Linked DNA regions of Mus musculus: region 2 is linked to region 1. Evidence: chromatin loops called from intact Hi-C (ENCODE). Cell type or tissue: heart. All regions are shown on one strand. Each heading gives the region's core, and the rest is flanking DNA. Links, peaks and the distances in the headings are about the cores only. Region 1 overlaps Irx1 (Iroquois homeobox 1). Region 2 has its middle 93 kb from the start of Gm30049.

Evidence for each region. Peaks named below come from ENCODE experiments on the same cell type or tissue, not always from the same donor. Only the 100,000 strongest peaks of a DNase experiment are listed, where the experiment ranks them.
Region 2: it touches region 1 in a loop (12-fold over the local background); 3 of 42 quality-filtered maps call a loop at or near these places.

What each region holds. Positions count from the first base shown.
Region 1 is chr13:71,951,189-71,962,495 of GRCm38, reverse strand. Irx1 (Iroquois homeobox 1) reads left to right here. Exons shown (of 4, transcript NM_010573.2): 2 at 2,211-3,246; 3 at 3,523-3,595; 4 at 3,823-4,264. The coding sequence ends at 3,880. Among named protein-coding and RNA genes, the nearest start is that of Irx1, 6.9 kb to the left of the region's middle. In heart, for the core only: a CTCF peak has its summit at 5,876 (motif pointing left); no DNase peak of the experiment used is centred there; H3K4me3 peaks cover 4,397 bases; H3K27ac peaks cover 2,986 bases; H3K27me3 peaks cover 5,773 bases.
Region 2 is chr13:73,026,852-73,038,158 of GRCm38, reverse strand. No RefSeq gene overlaps it. Among named protein-coding and RNA genes, the nearest start is that of Gm30049, 93 kb to the right of the region's middle. In heart, for the core only: a CTCF peak has its summit at 4,889 (motif pointing right); no DNase peak of the experiment used is centred there; H3K27ac peaks cover 591 bases; H3K27me3 peaks cover 446 bases.

The sequences.
Region 1 (11,307 bases), core at 1,412-9,411:
GAAAAGCACTTTTCTTCCCGTGTTACATAAGGGAGAGTTAAAGGAACAGTGTCCCAGAGCTTAAAATAAATGGTGCTCTCCGATCTCCTGTCCCAGTGGGTGTCAGATGGGGGTGTGTGTTTAAATTTAATTCTCCACAGGAGTATTGGCCTGTCTGTCCTTCCGAATGATCACTTTTCCTTGGTTTAACGGAAAGGTCGGGCTGCTTAAACTTGAGGCCGCTAGCAAATTGCGAGGCGGGCACTGGTTTTTGGAAGGCAGCCCCCTGCTGCCCTGCTATCTTCTGGATAGAGCAATTTCCAAGAACCCTGAATTATCCAGTCTCTGGCAAAACAGACCAGACCAGACTCCTTTAAAAGGTTGGCCTCCAACTGTGCAGAAGCAAAGCGGCTAGCGCGATTTTCCGAACTTTTCTTGTAGTTTAGAAAGAAAGCCTATTTCTCAGTGGTCCGGCCAGCCAGTTGCCTTTCGGATGCTTCCCAACCAGGAAGATCAACCCCCATTTTGTTCGGACAGCCAATATGCCCCGGGAGCGATGAGAGATTTACAAGGTGCCCTTTCAAAAACAATTCCCAGCAGAGACGAGGCCGAATTTCTACTTTACGATTACAACTAAAATAATCTTGAAAAACGAAATGTACATTTTACAATGGCGAGGCACAAACGAATTCGGGCCAAAGAAGCCTCTTAGGCGCGGCCTCGATCGCTAAACTAATTAGCCAAAGAAATAAGCTTTTAGTAACTTTTTTAGGGTTCCGACTTCTTTTTTTTTTTTTTTTTTTTTTTTTTTTGCTAACCTGGTAACTGTATCCTTTTAAAAATTGAAGATGGAGGGTGATTTAGTTATTATTTTCGCGAGGATTTTTTTAACTAAAAATTTGAATACAGATGTGAGCCATTTGGGAATCCTGCCTGTGTGCTTGTGGGGGAGGGGTCTGCTCCCATTGTAGTGAGGTAGGGAAGGTCCACAGGAGGTTTTTGTTGTTGTTTAATTTTGTTTTCTCTTTAAACTAAAAGGAAAATAAAATTCGTCCCCTAAGGTGTTTGTGTTACCTCCAGGTCTCCTACCGGGTTCTTGGAAAGTAAGCCTAAATCCAAACCCTCAGCTGAGGCCTAGCTTTCCAATCTTTTATGATCCAGTATTTGGAACCCAAAAGATAAAATTGTGAGTGAATGTCTGTCTGGGCAATTTATGGTAATAATGAGGCCTAACGAGGCTGTTAGAAAGATAAAATGTTATTTACCAAAAACCTGATGGGATAATTTGACTTGCTGTGTTTTACTACTGATGATAAAAAGAATATTGATTGCAAATAAATCATGGCCTCTAAATGCCTGCAAACAGTTTCTGTTTGCTCGGCTGCAGATCAAAGTCAAACTTAAGAGATAAAGTAACCAAGAAGAGGCCCAGGAAACTGAACCGGTTCCCCTGAGCTTCAGCCTGTGGCTCCAGGGCCTGACGTTAATATTTTACTGGATAAGCTCTTCTTTTGTATTTAAAAAAAAAATGTGTTTTGTCATTGTTACTGAGGATGGCCAGGATTAAATTTTAAATTACCTGTCACCGCTACAGACCTCTAAGTGTGAGTGAGCCATTATATGCAGATTAATTTGAGAGGCAAAAAGAGGGCTCTGCTTTCATTTTAAATTGGTGGTGAATTTAGACTGAAGAGTGCCCTGGATGGTTTATTTTGATTGAGTCCTTCAGGGTGAGAAGGAGGGGCCTTGAATTCTGAGTGCTTCACTTTGGAGAAACTGTTTCATCAGTCTACAGAAAAGGTTTTCCCCCTCCAGCTAGTGTAAGCTGAACTTGAAAATTTGAATTTTGGGAAGGGGTGGTGTGGGGAACCAAGGGTTCTGGGAAGACTCGGGAAGGGGGAGGGGCAGGGCTTGCGCTGAGTTCTAAAAATCCAAGGCTTCTAGAAGTTTTTCTAGAGTGAACAACAGTTTTTTAAAAATCTGTTTAGTGGAGACCCAATGCCTTCAATCCAGTTTAAGACTCCAGCTGCCTTGACTCTCCAAGTAGTGGTGTGTGTGTGTGTGTGTGAGCACGCGCGCGCGTTTTCCTTTTCTGAGCTGGTGAATCAAGTGCCCCCAGGGTCCACAGCAGCACGGGTCTTCCTTTCCTAGCTTCCTGAAACTCATCTCTCCCCATTTCTTTTCTCTCTCTACTTCTTTCTCTCTTCTCTCTTGCTCTACGGTTGCTTCAGGGCTCTCAGTATGAACTGAAGGACAACCCCGGGGTGCACCCAGCGACCTTCGCAGCCCACACAACGCCTGCTTATTATCCCTATGGTCAGTTTCAATACGGGGATCCCGGACGGCCCAAGAACGCCACGCGGGAGAGCACCAGCACGCTGAAAGCCTGGCTCAACGAACACCGCAAGAACCCGTACCCCACCAAAGGAGAGAAGATTATGCTGGCCATTATCACCAAGATGACCCTCACACAGGTCTCCACCTGGTTCGCCAATGCGCGCCGGCGCCTCAAGAAGGAGAACAAGGTGACTTGGGGGGCGCGCAGCAAGGACCAGGAAGACGGCGCCCTCTTTGGCAGCGACACCGAGGGCGACCCCGAGAAGGCCGAGGACGACGAGGAGATCGACCTGGAGAGCATTGACATCGATCAGATCGACGAGCGTGATGGCGACCAGAGCAACGAAGACGAAGAGGACAAGGCGGAGGCTCCTAGGGCGCGCGTAGCCCCTCCCGCCTCAGCTCGGGACCAGAGCTCCCCATTGTCGGCTGCTGAGACACTCAAGTCTCAAGATTCGCCCTTGGGCCTGGTTAAGGAGGTCTCAGAGCCCGGCAGCACACGCCTGCTGAGTCCTGGCGCCGCGGCGGTCGGCCTGCAGGGCGCGCCGCACAGCAAGCCCAAGATCTGGTCTCTGGCTGAGACAGCCACTAGCCCCGATGGTGCGCCTAAGGCGTCTCCACCGCCACCCTCAAGCCACGCCAGCGCACACGGGCCGCCCAGCGGCTCACCCCTGCAACACCCGGCCTTTCTACCCAGCCACGGACTGTACACCTGTCACATAGGCAAGTTTTCCAACTGGACCAACGGCGCGTTCCTAGCACAGGGCTCGCTGCTGAACATGCGATCTTTCCTGGGCGTCAGCGCGCCGCATGCAGCACCTCACGGCCCACACCTGACAGCACCACCACCTCCACAGCCGCCAGTCCAGGTTGCCACCGGGGTGCTCCATGGTGAGAAGGCCTCCGCACGCAGCAGTCCTGCACTTCCAGGTACCGAGCCAAAAGGTCGCATCTACTTATTTGGTCTGGGACATACAGAGACCTAGAGATGAGTGAGTGATAGTGGTGGTGGGTAGGGGAGGCTTAATGTAGTAGCTAGGCCTAGGTCTCACCGAGGCACTGAGCTGTATCCAAGGGCTTGTTCCACGGAGGTATAAGGGTAGACATTGGTCACAGGAAATATGAATCTGGGCATAGAAACCCTTCCAACCTGAACACCCCACTACCTAACCCTTTTCCTAATCTTGCAAATCTCTTTCCTTGCAGAGAGAGACCTAGTCACCAGACCGGATTCGCCCCCACAACAGTTAAAGTCGCCCTTCCAGCCGGTGCGCGACAAGTGAGTGCTTTTTAGCTTTTGCCCTGGGGCGGGATGGAAGTAGCGGTGAGGGTCCTAAAGTCCTAATTGGAGAGCACTACCCGCCTAGCTTGCTCCAGTTCTCTGGAGCAGGGAGACTGTTGGGAGGCGGTCTAGCTCTAGCCCGGGCTCTGCCCGAAGAGGCTGGGGCTCGGTGGCGCTGGATCTGTTTACTCATTGCTGGTGTCTTCTTGCTGTTTCTCATACAGCTCGCTGGCCCCGCAGGAGGGAACGCCTCGGATCCTCGCAGCCCTCCCGTCTGCCTGATTAAGGGGGGTCATCTTTTACTTTTGCGGGGGGAGGGGAGGGGGAGGGGTTGGGGGGGAGGAGACGAGGGAAGAATTAAGACAAATATTTGAGACTTGTGTAAAGGACAAACGTGACGGCAGCGTCAGTGATTCTCACACATCGCTCTCTGCAGAAAGGGGCTCATCCTGCCTAAGCGCTTGGGAAGGGGGGAGTAAGGCTCAGCCTGCCGCTCGGATTGATTATCCGATTCGGTAAATGCCCCCCTCCCACTTCTGTGTTTGTGTCTTCTTTGTTTCTTTTTTCCCCTTTCTGTATATAGCGTGATTTCAGATTGTAAATAGCGCGTCAGCGAACTTGTTTAAATCATATATTTTTGTCTAATAAACTAAATGAAACGATGTCCACGCGGCTACAGCTGTTTGTCCCTGTCCTCCTGCGTTTTGGGGGAGGCCATGATGTTTGCGATCTTGAAATCCTGGGCACAGTTCAGGGGCTATGGTTTCGCCAGACTCTTTTGGGAGAAGGGTCTTGGAACAGTGTTTCCACCGAGTGTCAGGCGCACAGTCCGTGATGGTAGTGGTTGAATTTGTTCGTTTTGCTCCTAGGCCAGCTTCTTGTTGGCAGTGTAAATCTTTGCCACGCTTAGACAAGCGTTTATCTGGAGCAGCCTTTTTAAGTACATAAATGCGTTCAATTTTAGACAGTTTACAAAACCGATGTTTTAAAGTGGATCAAAATGGGGGGAAATGAAGAGAATTTTCAATCACACTCCCAAAGGGGAACTTCGGGCTCGAAATCAATTACTCACTAGTTGTGTGAGCGATGCGTTTTAGAGGAGGGTCGTTTTCTAGTCAGAGCGTGGACGTAATGGAGTATGAAATATTGCTCACAGTGTGCTTAGTCAGTTGTTTAAGTGTAAAGAGGAGAAAACGGAAGGTTCTTTAAAAAATATTCTCATATAGATGAGCGACATAGGGTTTGGTTCCGAGTTCCGGGGTTCCCTGGGTTTGCGATTCAAGATTCAGAAGTGGCTTCAGAGAAAAGGTGCGCTACGGGGTGGGGAGTGAGTGGTGATTGTAGTGAAGGGGTTGCCTAGGGCGCATCTTTAAACCCGGGTAGGACGATCTGCGACTGTGCGTACATCAGCTGAAGAAGCCTGAACTAATAGTCCCTCAGTCTTGCCGGAGAAGGCTGAGGAGCACTGTAGCAACAATGAGGGAAGGCGATAGCTCGGTACCGCACCGGCCAGCAAGCAGTTTTGAAAACCACAGTGGAGAGTTAGGAGTCCCACCACTCCTTTGCGGCTTACCAGCCAGTCGCCTGCGCACTTTTCAGCAGAGCGGAAGACTCCGCCAAACCAGAGCCAGGACTTTTAGGACTATGATGGCTACCGGATTGGGATTCATGAGGACTGCGCAAGCAAATAGTAAAACTTCCTAAGACGATGTAAACTGTGGGGAAAACAAGCTAAATGGGGACAAAGTTGGGCAGTCTCTCCCCAGTTTAGGCTCCGCTCTTCCCAGCTGCCAGGAAACTTGCTCTCTCCCCGGGCTGCCCATAAGAGTCATGGTGTTGGTGTGTGGAGTGTGTGTGTGTGTGTGTGTGCGCGCGCGCCCCCCTGCACACCCAGGGGAAGACCATGTGCCTTTGACCACCGCTACTTGCTAGCATCAAGGACCAGCAGGCACCCCGTGCACTGCTGGGGCCACACTGCACTCAGGGCATGCTCCCTCTTCTCAATTCTTCCCACTCTTGTCTCAGGTTGAGTAAGGATTGGATTTCTGAACCTCCAGACTGGAGAGAGAGAGTGAGAGAGAGAGAGAGATTCGCAGATGCTGCCAAGGCAAGAAAGTGTACCACACGTGGGGTCACGAGTCAGTTCGCAAAGCAGCTAAGGAGTTGGGCAGTCCAGCTAGGTAGACTTGGGTCCCATAGACGCCCTCTGCTAAGCTGGTGGGAGCTCCGAGGTCTGAATGGACATGCTCGAAGCGCCCTCTATGGTCCGAAAGCAGAATGGGACCTTGACCCCTGCTGGTGATGTTTCTGGGGCTCCTTGAAACTCTGGGACAGTTAGGCTTTGGGACTCCCTAGGCAAAAGCATGGATTTGTAGTGACAAGGCTTAGTGCTTGTTCCTGGGATCAATCATGTGTGTGAGCATGTGTGCGGTGTGTGTCTGGGGGCCTGCCAGGCCACTGGCATTTGGAGGCAAAAGTGGGCTCTGGACTGTAAGCTGTGCTTTCTCTGTCCTGATGAAGTTTGCTAAGTCAAAAGTACCCTTTTACAACACCCTTGTTGAAGTTGTGTGGAGCCTCCTGTCTCTGGACCCTCAACCCAGAGGCTCTGGAGTGGGTTCCCTGATGAAACAGCATCTCTGAAGAAACCTAACCAACCATGCCTTGTATCTGAAATGAGGAATGGGATAGCCAGGCATGCTGGCACGCTACTCAGACCTTCAAAATGTCTGCTGGGAGATTTGTTCTGGGTGACTGTGGGAAGCTGCAGCTGAACTCTGGTGGACTCCTTCAGCTCAGGCAGGTAAGGTCTTCTTTTCACATCTCTGAATCTAGTCATTGCCCAAGTACCTCCCTTCTGTCTCCTTTTGTCCCTTGCAAAATACATTTGAGGTGCTCTGCCAGCATGTGCAGCCATTGAACTAGCTTGTGCCTCACTGACAGAATCCCAGTAATATAGGAGTCTAGTAGTCTAGAAGGTAGAACTGGGCAGCCGGAGGAGTCCTTCTCCTGAGAATCAGCCATGACAGTACACAGGTCAGATCTCTGTCAGAACTGCTTTTCTTCAGTGAAAAGTTAAAAAAAAAATTTTTTTTAATCAAGCCCCAAAGCATTGTTTTGCATTGTTTGTTCACATCTTCCTCTACAGCTGCTACACGTGTACAAATATATTGTTGTGCCCTGATGGGCCCTGGGTGCTGGGAACTTAACCTTTTGAAAACAAAACAAAACAAAACATGGTCTCAGAGAACTTAGAGATACCGACATCTACCATGAGAGCCACAAATGTTCCTTGGGAAGTTTTTGCCTGTGCAGGGCACTTCTAGCAACACCTTGTCCCAGGTGTCATCCCCAGTGTGGGGACAACTCTGAGATCGGAAGGGGGGAGCTGGGTGTGGGGATGGGACTCCACATAGAACTGGTGGCCTCTGCATAGAATACCCTTCCTCCCTTTGAGAAGGACATTCAGTATCCTGCCCAGACTGTCTCTCTCTGAGCTTCTTTGGAAGTTTACAAAGGACATGGAAGGGTGAGAAACGACTCTAGTCTAGGGCCCCATGCTTCAGTGCCCAGCACATCTCCTGTGGGGTGAGCATCACATCGCTCCCCTTGGCTGACCTGATGGAACTTACCCAGTCACCCTGCTTCCCCATCCAGCCCCCTTTTCTTGATCCATTATATAAAAGCACATTTATCTCCCTGCAATATGGAGAATTCATATTCATATCTCCATTATAGTGGTGTGAAACTGATTAATGTAATACGGGTCTTGGCTCAGAAGGGCGCCACCGATGAATCACGCCCTGCTGAGCTCCAGTTGTCCTTTGGTTCAGACTTAGGCAGAGAATGAGGAAGGAGAGAGAAAAAGAGGGAGGACAGGGCCAGACACAGCACCTGGGGGGTGTCTTGGATCTGGCTTCTAGTCCATCTCACAAACCCTCCAAACCTCACCTGAGGGGGAGCTCTGTGAACCCTGATCAGTCTTTCCCCTCTCCTGAAGGAGCAGAGACCCCAGGGGTGCTTCCATCTTATAGAGGGTGTTTTCCCACCAGAAAGGGGTGAGCCTTCCAAGGCGGATGTGGGGGAGGGGGGGGGGGCTTGTGGATACTGGCTTGGGAGTTTAGAGGAGTATAGAACAGGAAATGTGTTCCCAAACTGACTGGTCATTTGACAATACTTACTGCAAATGGAAATTCTGAAAATAGGGAAAGGACGCAGAGCCCAGAGAGGGTCACTTGTTGAGTGAGGCATTGAGAGGGAGCAGGGTTTGGAGTACATCAGCCAGAGGGATTTGCACGGCCAGACCAATTTCTAGGCCTCTCTGTCCTCATTATGGGATGGAGCACTGTAGGAGGAGTCATCCAGGCTCTCGGGTCCCCTGAGATAGAGAGGGAGGCTTTAGGGTACAGGATTCTGTGTGTTGGGTAGTGAGGGAGAACATAGATGCGGCTCTCAGAGACAAAGCTGTGAGGAGGACATGTGGATTGGATTGATGGTAGTGTTGGCATCTAGGGTAGGAGTCAGGAGACAGAAGAGCTGAAGTCAGGCCATGCCCTGAGAATGGTGTCGGCGCTTGTCCGGTTTGAAGGATTCCTTCATTGCCTGTAGGTGGTTTAGGGGGTGAGAAGCCCAGAATGAGAGAGTCTCAGCTCAAAGGCTGCTTGCAGCTGCAGGCCAAGGAGCTGTCCTGGGTTGAAGTCCCTCTTCCTCGTGGGTATTCAGTTGCATGGCCACCATGCAGACCCTGCAGGGATCCCAGGAGCAGTTTACTGCCACCAGGCACTGCAATCTCCAGTGTGCCCCCATGGAGCAAGCCTGCTCTAATTATGGCTCCAGAGCTGGAGCTATAAGACCTCTAAAGGTCACCACATGGGGGCTGCTGGAGGCCTTTGTATCTTGGGAAAGTGTCTAGAGACGCCGTAAACCAAGTTATGCTGGGTTATTCCAGCCAGCCGGGCTAGGGCCCCACACTCTGGAGGCCTGCTGGAAACTGTTTCAAATGGACAATTTCTGTACCTGTGGTCTTTATACCAAAGCAGTGGTAAATTGTGTACTTTTAACGGTTGTTTTCGTTGGAGAGAAGAGCTCTGAGAGTCACCCTGCCACCATGGTGGAGGGCTCTTGTGTACTCTAAAATCCTAAGGTTGCCTGAAGTGGGGCAGCAGAGAGGAGAGTCTGGAAGATGAGCCAAATTAGCTGGCCCATGCATGGATTTTCTGAATCTGGTCCTGCCACAAGGGACCCAAAGGGTAGGACCCTCCCCTCACAGGGCTCTGGAGTATTGGTATGAGGCTTGGTGTGGGAAGCCACTCTGCTGGCTGCTGTTGTCAGCCTGTGAAGAAAGAGCATTCACTGTCCTCTAGGCAGGGAGATGTCCTTGGCTAGGGTCGGTTAAGTCACTGCTGGTTTTCTGAAAACTTCCAGGCTATTTCTGATTTCTTTATCCGTTCTTCAGCTTCTTGGCTGTATTGGTTGGACAAGGGGAGGCTAAGGTTGGGCTGCACAGAGGACGGAGACGAGATAAAGTACTGAACTCATGACCTAAGGCCACCTTTCTTTCCCCACGCTGACCAGGCAGCTTCTGGACCCACAACCACAGAGACCAGCCCTGGATTGTGTACTGCAGCTTAAACCTCCCAGAGGGCTTTTATTTTGAATTCTAACTCCAAAATCATCTTTAATTTCTTTCCTTTCGTGCTCTCCTGGAATAGGGAAGAAAGCAGCCTGACTTCTTCTCTAGTTATTTTTCAGTTGGGAGAGATAGCTCTTTGTTGCTGTAGAAGGTCAGAAGATGGGAGAGGGTCTGTCTGCCGGAGTGCAGGAGCCTGGACTGACTTGGAGTCTGTCCTGCATCTCCCACAACCCCCCCCCGCACCCCGTCGTTGGTTTGTTTGTTTGTGGTTGTGCTTGCTACTGATGTTTAAGTGTGTGCTTAATTGCTGGTTCCTTGGAAAGCCTCAACAATGTCAGGAAAAGCTCAAAATGGGCTGTGAGATGGTGGGCAAGGGCGGTGAGAGAGGTGTGGGCTGCCCTGAATGTTAAAAAGATCTCACAATGAAGTGATTAACATTTTTATGAATAAAATTAATCACGCATTAGCTCAGCAGTGCGTACATCTGAAAGCCAAGTGTGCTTCTACAGCCCCTTGCTTGCACCCATGAACTTCGGGGGGCCTCCTGGTCCCACTGAAAGCACACAGCCTTCAGGGACTCTGGGATAACAGGAGATATTAAGTCAGTAATAGATGTCTAATTTTGAGGCACTGACAAAGAAAACAATTAAAAATCTACTCCCCGACCATTCAGGAATGTAACAAAAGCAGCCATCGTTTTGGGGATCACCATTTATTTAAGAAAATCTGAATGGGCATGCCATATGCATCAAATATGCACGTGTGCAAGGCTGAGAGCTGGGGCTACGAAGGGCCTCTGAAGGGGAAAGAGAGCCTGGAGGCTCAGTCTAGGCCCTGAGGTGGTGCCCTGGTTTCCCTGACCTGTATGGGTCCACTCTGCTGCTGGCAAACCAGGTGAGCTGAGAGGACTAACTAGACCCTCTCTGTCTTATTAAAAACCTCTGCTTGCTCCCAGATAATGAAATGAGATTTCTCCTCTCTAGCACTGTCTCCCCTTTTGCCTGCTTTCTAATCTCTGGCCACTGTGGTTTTGGGATTACTCCAGCAGGCTGTACAAAGGGAGTCGAAGCCATCTGAAGTGTCACTCCGCGGCTGCCATGAAGCAGCTGCCTTGCCATTTTGTTGATGCCCCCAGCTCATGTGTGCAGCAGAAGGTGAAATCAAAGCGGCCCGTCTTCCTCAGTTCTGCACATTATTTTTCACCGCTGTGGCGAATCTCTCCGAGCTCCGTGAACCAATAAAACAACGGCCCCTGTTTGAGTTGATATATTAATATTTACTGAGGATTTGCAAGGTCGGGGCTAAATGTCAGCAGATTGCTGGGGCAGTCCTGTGGGGAATAATTAAACACATCTCACAGCAGTTCAGCTTTCTAACATCTTTATTAATCTTTTTTTCCCCTTCCCTCCTGAAAGTGTACATTGAAATATTGCCTCTGCAACCTCAGAGAAGGCTCAGAATAAGTTTAATAATAAAACACTGTGTTGGCGGTGTTTGCTCCTGACAGTTTCCTGGGATCTTCCCTGGCAGATGTTTGTGAACAGGGAAGCTCTGATGTGTGAATTATCACCAAGCTGTTGGGATTCTCACCTGACTCACCGTCAGATTTATCCTGACCAATTTGCCAAGCATGATAATATTGTTTCTGTGATTTGATCCGTGGACCGGCGGCGTCTGCACAGCCAACTCAGCCTCGCAAGGTGACCAAGGGCTGCTGGCTCTCCGGGCTGCCTACTTTAACATGATTATAGTGTGCACTTTAGTACAAGTTTGACAATTCTCTTTAATAAGCTTCATAATTAGTGTTGGGATACCTCATTACAAGTCATTGCCTGTAGCACTGCTAGGCCAAACCCCTTCTGCAATCTGATTTATTTTTTATCAGGCAGCCTTAGCTGTCTGGAGTTTTTGTTTATATAATGGGGTCCTGCATTAAGCCCCCAGTGTAAAAACACCACCAGGAAACTAATTACTTCTGTGTGGATTCACCACAGATGTGTCCTGCTGATCAGAATGGTGTATTTTGACTTTGGTCTCCTGTGGTGACTTGTATAAAAGATGAGAGGCAGCAATACTGGCA
Region 2 (11,307 bases), core at 1,837-9,836, 1.1 Mb before region 1:
GCAAAGAGCAAGTGCTTGGACTACTTGGTATTATCTCCAACTCTTGTCTGATAGATCAAGTCACATAGGAAGGAAGGAAGTCTAGAGCCTACATAGAAAGGTTAATGCAGAGAGCTGCTGTAGGGATGTTCACACCAGCCTTGGGAGGCGGTTGGGGGCACAATCCCTCCTGAAGAGAACAGATGCCAGTATCACTTTCTTGTGGATTCCTGGTTCCTTTTCTTTGCTGTCGTCATCGGATCACCGGGGCAGGATGGACAGGTCGGGGCCCTGGCTCATGGCTCACAGATGTTTTACATTGTGATGGTGCAAAATTAATTCACACTCAGGAGAACCTGTGGTTCGGATTTTGCCCCTTGCAATTTATCTAGGTCTGTGCACTGTGAACTTGCTGCATTGGGCTGTGCATCAAACCCGGGACCCTGCCAGCTCTGCTGCTGTGAAGGTAACAGCTGACACTCTACGCTCTCCTCCTGTCACCCACCTAAGGGCTGTATTTTACTTTGTATGTTTCCTGAAAACACCCATCTAGGAATAGATGAGATGCTTGGTATTTAAAAAACTTGGCTTTGTGTTAGATAATTTTGTCCTATTGTAGACCAATAGAAACATGGGCAGTAAGCTATGATGTTCATTAAATTGTAAACATTTAACACATTTTCAACCTATGGTATTTTAAATTTATAGTGGCTTCCATAGGTATGTAATCCATGTCTCTATGTTTAAGGACTAGGCTAATTTTCACATTCAAGGTCTGCACGCTCTTAACTTGTATGTTTTTCTGGATATTCTGCACAGACCCATTTCTGCCAGCAACATACTTAAGATGGTTTCATACTATTTCTATATTATTTCTAGTTTAATTCCAGATTCTCAAATTCAAAAGACCCACAGAACCTCAGTTTCATAAAAAAAAAAAAAATCCACTGGATTTGCAAATCACTTCAAAATTTTAAACCACAAACACACCTCGCTTGCCGGGTCAGCATCTGTGCTGATTCAGATGGCCGCTTTCCAAACCTTCACACATTGACGTCCTACGTACTGTAACTTTACATTCAAAGTCTTGAAAGGTCAGATCTGAAATACTTGAGCTCATCTTCACTCCTTTGGTGGTTGTGAGAAAGTGAAACCTGGCTGAAATGTCCCCAAAAGCAGAGAAGAGGAGGAGGAGGAAGAGAGAGAGAGGAGAAGAAGAAGAAAGAGAGGAAGAAGAAGAAAAAGGAGGAGGGAGGAAGGTGAGGAGGAGGGAGGAGGAAGAGGAGGAAGGCAAGCCCAGAATGGAGGTGGAAATAACTCACCCTGTGTCCCAAGATGACTGGAGAGGTCAGCACCAGAGTAAAGTAATTAATTATAAATGGGCTCACAGAGAATCTATTATAAGGAACTCTGAGCTCTGCGAGATGTAGGGGGATAAATTCAGACTCTAAAAAACAGCCTGCCAGTGTTGGAGCGTGAAAATGAATAGGATCGGTTTCTTTCTTTCTTTCTCTCTTTTTTTTTTCTTTATTAAACTAATGTACCATTTGATTAAACAGGGAACTATGTAAGCTTTAGCAAGAATGATGAAGTCAGGGGAAACATATGCAAGTAGCTGAGTTAGCATTACTTATTAATTGCTCAACAGGAAAAAGATGGAAAGAAACATCTGTAGTTACAAAGTCTCTGAGTGTCAGGACCTTTGAAAGCAGACCTCCTTGGTGGTTCGGTTTGTGGAGTCTACATCAGATTGGGCTTTCTGATGCTCCCAGGAGCTCTCTCAGGATCCACAGTGACAGCTATAGGTCAGATCTGATCCTGGGGAGACACCCCCCCCCCGAGTGTATGATACTATGGGGGGATGGGTAAGAAGAGAATTTTTAATACTCAAAAATTATTGCTTTCTTAACTTGGAGATTTGTTCTATTCTTAAGTCAATGCTTGTGGCCCTGCTCCCCCTCCATAAACACAGATATCCAAGGATCACATCTCTACATGCCATGTCTGGATCCAAATCAATACTCACTGCCATTGCCTTGACATGTAAGAGAAGGTCACAAACGAAATGATCAGAGAGGCAGGACCTGACGGCTGGCTTGGGCTGGGTGTCTGTGGAGTTGAGCTTTTGCTCGTGCAGAGGCTGAGGACTGTGCACATGTAGCTCGGTGAGCAGGGCGAGAGATTAGCAGATCAGAGGACTTTGTTCCAACCTCAGCACTGCTTAAAATGGGATTATATAGGCACATAGACTATCTCCTACACAAGGTCCCTGGACATTGGCAACTGTGTGCATTGTTACTGAGTTTAGGTTCTGTGGCTACTCTGCCTTTTGGCAGGAGATGCTTTTGAGCTGCAAGCCAAGAGTTGAAACAGGAGGAGCCCTTCACCCTGTCCCACAGATTTCCTTCTGGGAGGTTTTGGGGTCTAGGAGAAGCCAAAGAGCACATGGGGGTGACAGTAATAATGGACAGGGATAGGAAGGCCACATGTACACAGTCACAGAGGGACAGAGAGGAGCCAGAGTGGCTAAGAAGAGAGGAGGGACGCAGCCCCAGGAGTTTGAAGGCACTGAGGTGGCAGTGGTTGGGAGGGACACAGTGTCTGTTCTTTAGTGACACCAGGCATCTAGACTGGAGGCAGTGATGTCCCACAGAGGGTGCCAAGGGCTATGGGGCACAGACTTGGGTATCAAACATCTTGGGGAGCAGAAACACTGGCTATTTCCACCAGGGCTTTACTCCACCCCTAGTCAGTCCCCCAGACAGGCCCCAAGAGGAGGCAGCCACTTGGCTGCCAGAACGTTGATGTGGATGAAATGGGAATTTAACAATGTCTCTGGGTGAATGCATGTTGTCCTTCTTCTTCTTCTTCTTCTTTTTTTTTTTTTTGAGGTTGTCACATGATCTCGCTGTGTGACATTTCAAATCTCCATCTTGCTTTGTCGAGCCTCTATGCATGAATAATTTTCCCAGTCCTTGTTTTTAGTGGGGCCAGAGAAAGAGCGCATTACAGGCACACAATCTCCTGTTGTCCGCTATCAGCATTCGGGGGACTGAGCTGGCTTACAACAGTGTAAAGACCCCGGTGGCATGTGTTATAATATATGAACCATTGTCCCCGTGAAGAACACACGAAAGAAAGAACATTGTTCTACGAGGGAGCAATTCACCGGGTTTTTCCCAGAGACTCTTGGGTCAAGTTTTCATGGGCCTATTTGATTTTCAAATTCTGTTTCTGCCCTCTTTCCTCTCTAGGAACAGAGTGTCCAAACTTGTCTACATTCACTTCCCATGTTTTGTGCATGGTCGATGTCCTTTAAAAAGAGTACCTCAAATAAGTCTTTATTCTTGTTTTGTTGGCTCTCATTCTGTGTTTTCATGAACTTTGGCCCCAGCCATGGCAACTGCGGGAAAATGCTAACAGTGATTGACAGGATTAGAGGAGCGGGTCCCCATCCGCATTTCAAACACTCGGGGAACAATGGGGATGGGGGTGATTGAATTAATGAGGGACAGGGCTGTCAAAAGAGCACACATACTTTACATAAACCTGATTATCTTTGCATGGCAGAAATGGAGAAAAATACCGGAGGGGGCCCGAGCTTGGCTCTCAGTCCACCTTGTGGAAGGCCCATCCTGTTCAGCTCAGCTGGCCTGGCCTCCCTCCCACGCAGCATCCATCAGCCATGCTACTTAACAAGTCTATTCAGGGGCTAGGGACTGCACTCCTTTCACCACTCAGCACCTCTGTGGGGCGGTGAGTTGTTCTGTTGTTAGTTTTCCTTGGGAACCATTGCTTAATGTTATCTAAGAGCACATTCCAAAGGCTGGACTCAAGGTGGCAGCCCGGGTGTTAGCAGCTGAAAAGATGGGTGAGTCCTCACTCCAGGGACCTAAAAAGCCCAGTACTGCAGTATAAACTTATACCCTAGAGGCCACTGGCTGCAGGGAACCTGCCAGCAGGATCATTTTGAAGTCTGTGGACATCCCCACCCCTGTCCCTTTCGAAACACACAGGCTGACCACCACTTAACAGCAGAGTAGATCATTTAGCTAGAAGCCACCTGTCACCTGGGAGCCTCCTGGACCCAGGGCCAAAGAGGTCCCCTGTGGATGTCTTCAGAGAAAAGGTATAGCTGCTGCCGGGTTTTCCCCAGAGACTCACGTCTGGATCATGCCTGGGTAATCTTGCCATTGGTAATTCGACAGGAAGAACCATTGCTACCACTGGGTTCTTGAATCCAATCTCTGTGCCACATTTTAAGATGAGCTAAGTGCCACTCACACAAGGAATTCATGAGCTCAGGGGACAGACACAATGACACATATTTGTGTCACCCTAGTAGAGTCTCAGGAGACACAATGACATATATTTGAGTCACCCTAGTAGAGTCCCAGGTGCATTTGTTTCTGGGGGCTGCTGACTGATAGGGGCAAGTCAGCAAGGGTGTCCAAAGCAGACCATATCCTGCTGTGTGATTCAGGATGGAGTGAATGAGGAAGATTTGGAGCAGACCACCTTCCTCCACACCTGGGTAGACTCCAGCCCTGCTACCCAACTTGCATCTTGTTTTTTCCAAAACTAAGGGTTCAGGATGTAAGGAAGGTTTGCATTTGCAGAATGATATGAAAGCCTTTCAGCTCATTCTAGGTGCTCTGCTAACTCATTAACACAACCACAGTTGGTCACCAGTTCCTCATGATGGCTTCTTCCCTTCTAAGTGGATTCTACCTGGGGCTGGTGTGCTGGCTCCAGAGGACAGGCTGCAGAGTTGAACTGGCAGGGCTATCTCTGGAACTCACCTGCACAGCTTCATACCCGTGTGTGCATGTATATCACCCCAGACCAGGAGCAAATTCCAGATGCCAAACCTTTGGTCTTGAGCACCAGAGATGGCTGCAGTGTCCAGCCCGGCCAGCAGGTGGCTCTGCCTCACACATCCTCCTGGAGCCTGCCACCATCTTCTCAGGAACCCACACTCTGGTCACTGGCTGGCTGCACTGGGAAGGACAGAAACCTTCCTTGCTCTGCTTCCCAAGAAGTGAAGGGAGGACAGCCAGGGGCCATTGCAGAAGGATGATTGCAGTCTGCTTTCAGGGAGGTTGAGGCCACAGCCTTCCCGAGCATAGAGAGACTGGAATTCTCAGGAAAGCCTCAGAGGGGGCAATAGTGCAACTGGAGGCTGAGGGGAGTAAACAGCATTGGTTGTGCATGCAAACTTTCCTCCTTCTCTGTAAAGCACTCAGATCCTGTCTCCTGTCAGCAGCCCTCTTCATTCTGGGTCCCTTTGAAAGAAGAGGACTAATTTTTTTTTAAAGAAAGTTCCCCCCTTACTATAATTAATAAATTGATATTGTAAGTAAAGGTTTGGTAAATATTTTAATTAAAATACTTGTGCATGTATGGAGCCTATGTAATCTTTCATACTTCGCAGAGCTGAATGCATGCAGTAGTTTACCCTGTGGCCTTGTTTCGTTTCATTGTGATCAAAACTCTTCTTCCTTCCTTCCTTCCTTCCTTCCTTCCTTCCTTCCTTCCTTCCTTCCTTCCTTCCTCCCTGCCTCCCTCCCTCCCTCCCTCCCTCTCTCTCTTTCTTTCTTTCTTTTGACTGGGCCTTATGTAACCCTAGCTAGATTGGAATATATGATGTAGGCCAGGCTGAGACATGCAGAGATCTGCCTGCCTCTGCCTTAAAAGTTCTGGGATCAAAGGTGTGTACCACCATAGTTGGTAGAGCATTTCATTTTCAAGGCTAAACAAGCAGATTTTCTTAGCTATTAGGAGATTTGACGATATGGGGGCATTTAGATGCTCCCCCTTTCCCAGCCATGTCCAGCTCAAAATTCAAAACACGCCAGCAATCTTACAGAAATACCTGGCCTCTGATGTGGGGCAGTGACATTCTGGAAGTCATACATTTTGTTCTGTTAGACTGGCACCGGGCTTCCTTCTTGGTGGCAGCCTATTCCTTTGTGACTTAACACAGGACTCACTGATGGTTTTGTAAGAGATAGTCTGTTACTTTCCCAGACTCAGAGTAGACTCTGGGACCAAGAAGTGGAGTGGGCTGAGCTCCCCTGGGGCTTGGGGTCTGACACCAAAACTGGCTTATTGTCTTGAGGAAGCAGCTGCTTGATGGGGCAGGTATTTCAGAAGCAAAACTAAGGAGAACAGGTGAGGGCACAAGTGAAGCACAGATGGGCAGGAGACTCTGCAAGGTTCTCCTACTGCTGTTGGCCTGGGTACCCTGGTCAGACAGTCTCTGTTGTTACTGTCTTGTGATGGTCACAGGGGTGACTTGAGAGCTCCAGCACAGTTTACCTGAGGACTCATCGCCAGCCCCACATCTTAGGGAGGCAGCTTGGCTGTATCCGAGGGGCCTGACTAGCCTCTGCCTCCTTCCACCCAGATTCCATGCACTTATCTTCAGTGCAACTATGCCAGCCTTTTTTACCAGACTCTGACACTCAGAGATTCTGAGATTTAGACTCTGCTCCTCGTGTTTGCCAAGTAAGTACTTAACTAGCAGGGTTATCTCCCAGCTCTAATTCTTAGTCACTGGATTTTGTATTTTATTTCATGTTTGGTCTTATATTTTATTTGCAGTTCAGGGAATAGCACCTATAGCCTGGCAACCTAGAAAAGTTCTGACACCGAGCTGCTACCCTGGGCATAGAGCCAGGGCTCTCAAGTCAGTTGACATCATTAGTGGATGTTCTTATCAGTAATTGATAGGTCATGCACAGCACACCTTCTGCATGGCAAAGGACACGGGTGTGAGCAAGTATTAGTGTGCCCTGCCTGAGTGGCTTAGTGTTGGCGAGAGCTTCAGGGATCCATGGCAATCTCTCCAGGGTCTTTATTTGAGGGGAGCATACATACTCTTGCCAAAAGCCTGTGACCTGTGCACCTGTAGGAAGAAGCAGACATGGTTCACACACACTCACTGTTAGAACCAGGGTACTCTGTCCACTCATGAATGGAAAAATGTTACTGGAAGGCCACTCACCCCCTGCCTGTGGAATAAATCTGTCACTGGTGATTTGTGGTCTCTGGAAGTTTTAAAGTCAGACCTATTTAATATTGAAGCTTTTTTTTTTTTTTTTTTTTTTTTTTTTTTTTTTTTTGGACTGGAAGCCACTTCAGCTTTTGTCTATACAATAAAAGCAAAGTTACTTGACACTTTCTTTGGGAAAATGGGGAGCTAGGCAGGGAAGGGTTAAGTTGTCTACGATTTCTCAATCAGCCTTCAGGAAGCCTCAGGTCAACTTTGCTCATAAAACTCCTCACAAATATTCCTTTTTTTTCTATCAGAGCAATTCTAATTCTGCACGCAGAGACCAGAGCCACTCAGATTATTACACATTATTAAAAATTAATTTTAAAAGTGGCCTGTTTTGTGTCCAACTTTAAAATGATAGTCACGGAGGGGCTGAAGATTCTAGGGATCCCCAAAGAACAGCTCTTTCCACTTGACAAGCAGGAGTCACTGTGGCCTCCTATCCTTTCAGAAGGAGCCAGCATGCCTGAAAGATGACAGAGGTCACACTTGGTCAGCTGCTTTTGGACCCACTTGAGGAACCTCATTTAATCTTACTCAGTTCTTTTTGGCCATGTCCTGATGGGTTAAAACCTAGTAGATTCTTGAGGGACATGTTTCAGCATGCAGCACCAAGCAGAGGATGTGGACTGAACCCGGTGGTCCATCAATCAGCCTCATTAGTGGCCAGGTCATAATCATTTTGATTCATTTACAGCCAATCACTTTCTATCCTGTCTTACCTGGGCCACTCTGACAAAGACCATAGGACTGGTAACTTTTAAATCACAGAAAAGTGTTTCTTCCAGTGCTGGGGACTGGAAGGCCATGATGGAGATGTGGGGAGCTCTAGTTCCTGTTGAGGTTAGAAGGGGAATCTGCTCAGGCCTTGACCCTCTTGTAGATTCTTTCCTCCCTATTGTATGTGTATCTGTGTCAATTATGAACATCAGATATGTTAGTAGGGCCAGGATAGTGACCTAGTAATAATCTGTGTTTGTGTGTATGTATATATGTTTGAGTATGTTTGTGTGTATGTGTGTGTGTATGTTTGTATATGTTTGAGTGTGTGTGTGTGTGTGTGTGTGTGTTATAGTATATTTAGATGGAAAGTGGGAGAGGGACAGTACTTGTAGACCAATGTTCTCGTAAACTTCAGGGTCTAGAATATATAATATTGATTCAAGGATCAGCTCATCCATCCATCCATGCATCCATCCATCCATCCGTCCGTCCATCTGTGGTGGTTTGCATATGCTCAGCCCAGGGGGTGGTACTATTAGAAGGTGTGGCCTTGTTGGAGTAGGTGTGTCACTGTGGGTCTGGGCTTATGACACTCATTCTAGTAGCCTGGAAGCTAGTATTTTGCTAGCAGCCTTCAGAGGAAGACTTAAAATTCTCAGCTACTCCTGCACCATACCTGCCTGGACACTGCCATGTTCCTGCCTTGATGATAATCGACTGAACCTCTGAACCTGTAAGCCAGCACCAATTAAATATTGTCCTTATAAGAGTTGCCTTGAACTAGGGAAGCAGATAACCCGGCCTGATCAGGGGCACAAGTCCCTTCCGGTCCACTCCAGCACCGGGGTGCCTTGCCCGCGGAGTCTCCGGACACCCGCAAGGACCCACACAGGATCCCCCACAGGATCTTAAGACCTCTGATGAGTGGAACACAACTTCTGCCAGGAGGCAGGTTCGAACACCAAATATCTGGGCATCTTCCCTGCAAGAGGAGAGCTTGCCTGAAGAGAGTACTCTGACCACTGAAACTAAGGAAAGAACTAATCTTCCAGATCTGCTGATAGAGGCTAACTTAATCACCTGAGGAACAAGCTCTAACAAGAGACAACTAAAACAACTAGCTTCAGAGATTACCAGATGTCAAAAGGCAAATGTAAGAATCCTACTAACAGAAATCAAGACCACTCACCATCATCAGAACACAGCACTCCGACCCCACCTAGTCCTGGGTACCCCAACACACCCTAAAAGCTAGACCCGGATTTAAAAGCATATCTCATGATGATGGTAGCGGACATCAAGAAGGACTTTAATAACTCACTTAAAGAAATACAGGAGAACACAGCTAAACAGGTAGAAGACCGTAAAGAGGAAACACAAAAATTCCTTAAAGAATTGCAGGAAAACACGACCAAACAGGTGATGGAATTGAATAAAACCATCCAAGACATAAAAAGGGAAGTAGACACAATAAAGAAAACCCAAAGTGAGGCAATGCTGGAGATAGAAACCCTAGGAAAGAAATCTGGAACCATAGATGCGAGCATCAGCAACAAAATACAAGAGATGGAAGAGAGAATCTCAGGTGCAGAAGATTCCATAGAGAACATCAGCATAACAATCAAAGAAAATACAAAACGCAAAAAGATCCTAACTCAAAACATCCAGGAAATCCAGGACACAATGAGAAGACCAAACCTACGGATAATAGGAGTTGATGAGAATGAAGATTTTCAACTTAAAGGGCCAGCAAATATCTTCAACAAAATAATAGAAGAAAACTTCCCAATCCTAAAGAATGACATGCCCATGAACATACAAGAAGCCTACAGAACTCCAAATAGACTGGACCAGAAAAGAAATTCCTCCCAATACATAATAATTAGAACAACAAATGCACTAAATAAAGAGAGAATATTAAAAGAAGTAAGGGAGAAATGTCAAGTAACATTAAAAGGCAGGACTATCAGAATTACACCAGACTTTTCACCAGAGACTATGAAAGCCAGAAGATCCTGGACAGATGTTATACAGACACTAAGAGAACACAAATGCCAGCCCAGGCTACTATACCCGGCCAAACTCTCAATTACCATAGATGGAGAAACCAAAGTATTCCACGACAAAACCAAATTCACACATTATCTTTCCACGAATCCAGCCCTTCAAAGGATAATAACAGAAAAAAACAATACAAGGACAGAAATCACGCCCTAATAAAAGCAAGAAAGTAATCCCTCAACAAACCAAAAAGAAGACAGCCACAAAAACAGAATGCCAACTCTAAAAACCAAAATAATAGGAAGCAACAATCACTTTTCCTTAATATCTCTTAATATCAATGGACTCAATTCCCCAATAAAAAGACATAGACTAACAGACTGGCTACACAAACAGGACCCAACATTCTGCTGCTTACAGAAAACCCATCTCAGGGAAAAAGACAGACACTACCTCAGAGTGAAAGGCTGGAAAACAATTTTCCAAGCAAATGGTCTGAAGAAACAAGCTGGAGTAGCCATTCTAATATCAAATAAAATCGACTTCCAACCCAAAGTTATCAAAAAAGACAAGGAGGGACACTTCATACTCATCAAAGGTAAAATCCTCCAAGAGGAACTCTCAGTTCTGAATATCTATGCTCCAAATGCAAGGGTAGCCACTTCCATTAAAGACACTTTAGTAAAGCTCAAAGCACAGATTGCACCTCACACAATAATAGTGGGAGACTTCAACACACCACTTTCATCAATGGACAGATCATGGAAACAGAAACTAAGCAGGGACACAGTGAAACTAACAGAAGTTATGAAACAAATGGACTTAACAGATATCTACAGAACATTTTATCCTAAAACAAAAGGATATACCTTCTTCTCAGCACCTCACGGGACCTTCTCCAAAATTGACCATACAATTGGTCACAAAACAGGCCTCAACAGATACAAAAATATTGAAATTGTTCCATGCATCCTATCAGACCACCATGGACTAAGGCTGATCTTCAACAACAACATAAATAATGGAAAGCCAACATTCACGTAGAAACTGAACAACACTCTTCTCAATGATAACTTGGTCAAGGAAGGAATAAAGAAAGAAATTAAAGACTTCTTAGAGTTTAATGAAAATGAAGCCCCAACATACCCAAACCTATGGGACACAATGAAAGCATTTCTAAGAGGGAAACTCATAGCTCTGAGTGCCTCCAAAACGAAACTAGAGAGAGCACACACTAGCAGCTTGACAACACATGGAAAAGCTCTAGAAAAAAAAGGAAGAAAATTCACCCAAGAAGAGTAGACGGCAGAAAATAATCAAACTCAGGGGCGAAATCAACCAAGTGGAAACAAGAAGAACTATTCAAAGAATTAACCAAACGAGGAGTTGGTTCTTTGAGAAAATCAACAAGATAGATAAACCCTTAGCTAGACTCACTAGAGGGCCCAGGGACAGCTTCCTAATTAACAAAATCAGAAATGAAAAGAGAGACATAACAACAGATCCTGGAGAAATCCAAAACACCATCAGATCCTTCTACAAAA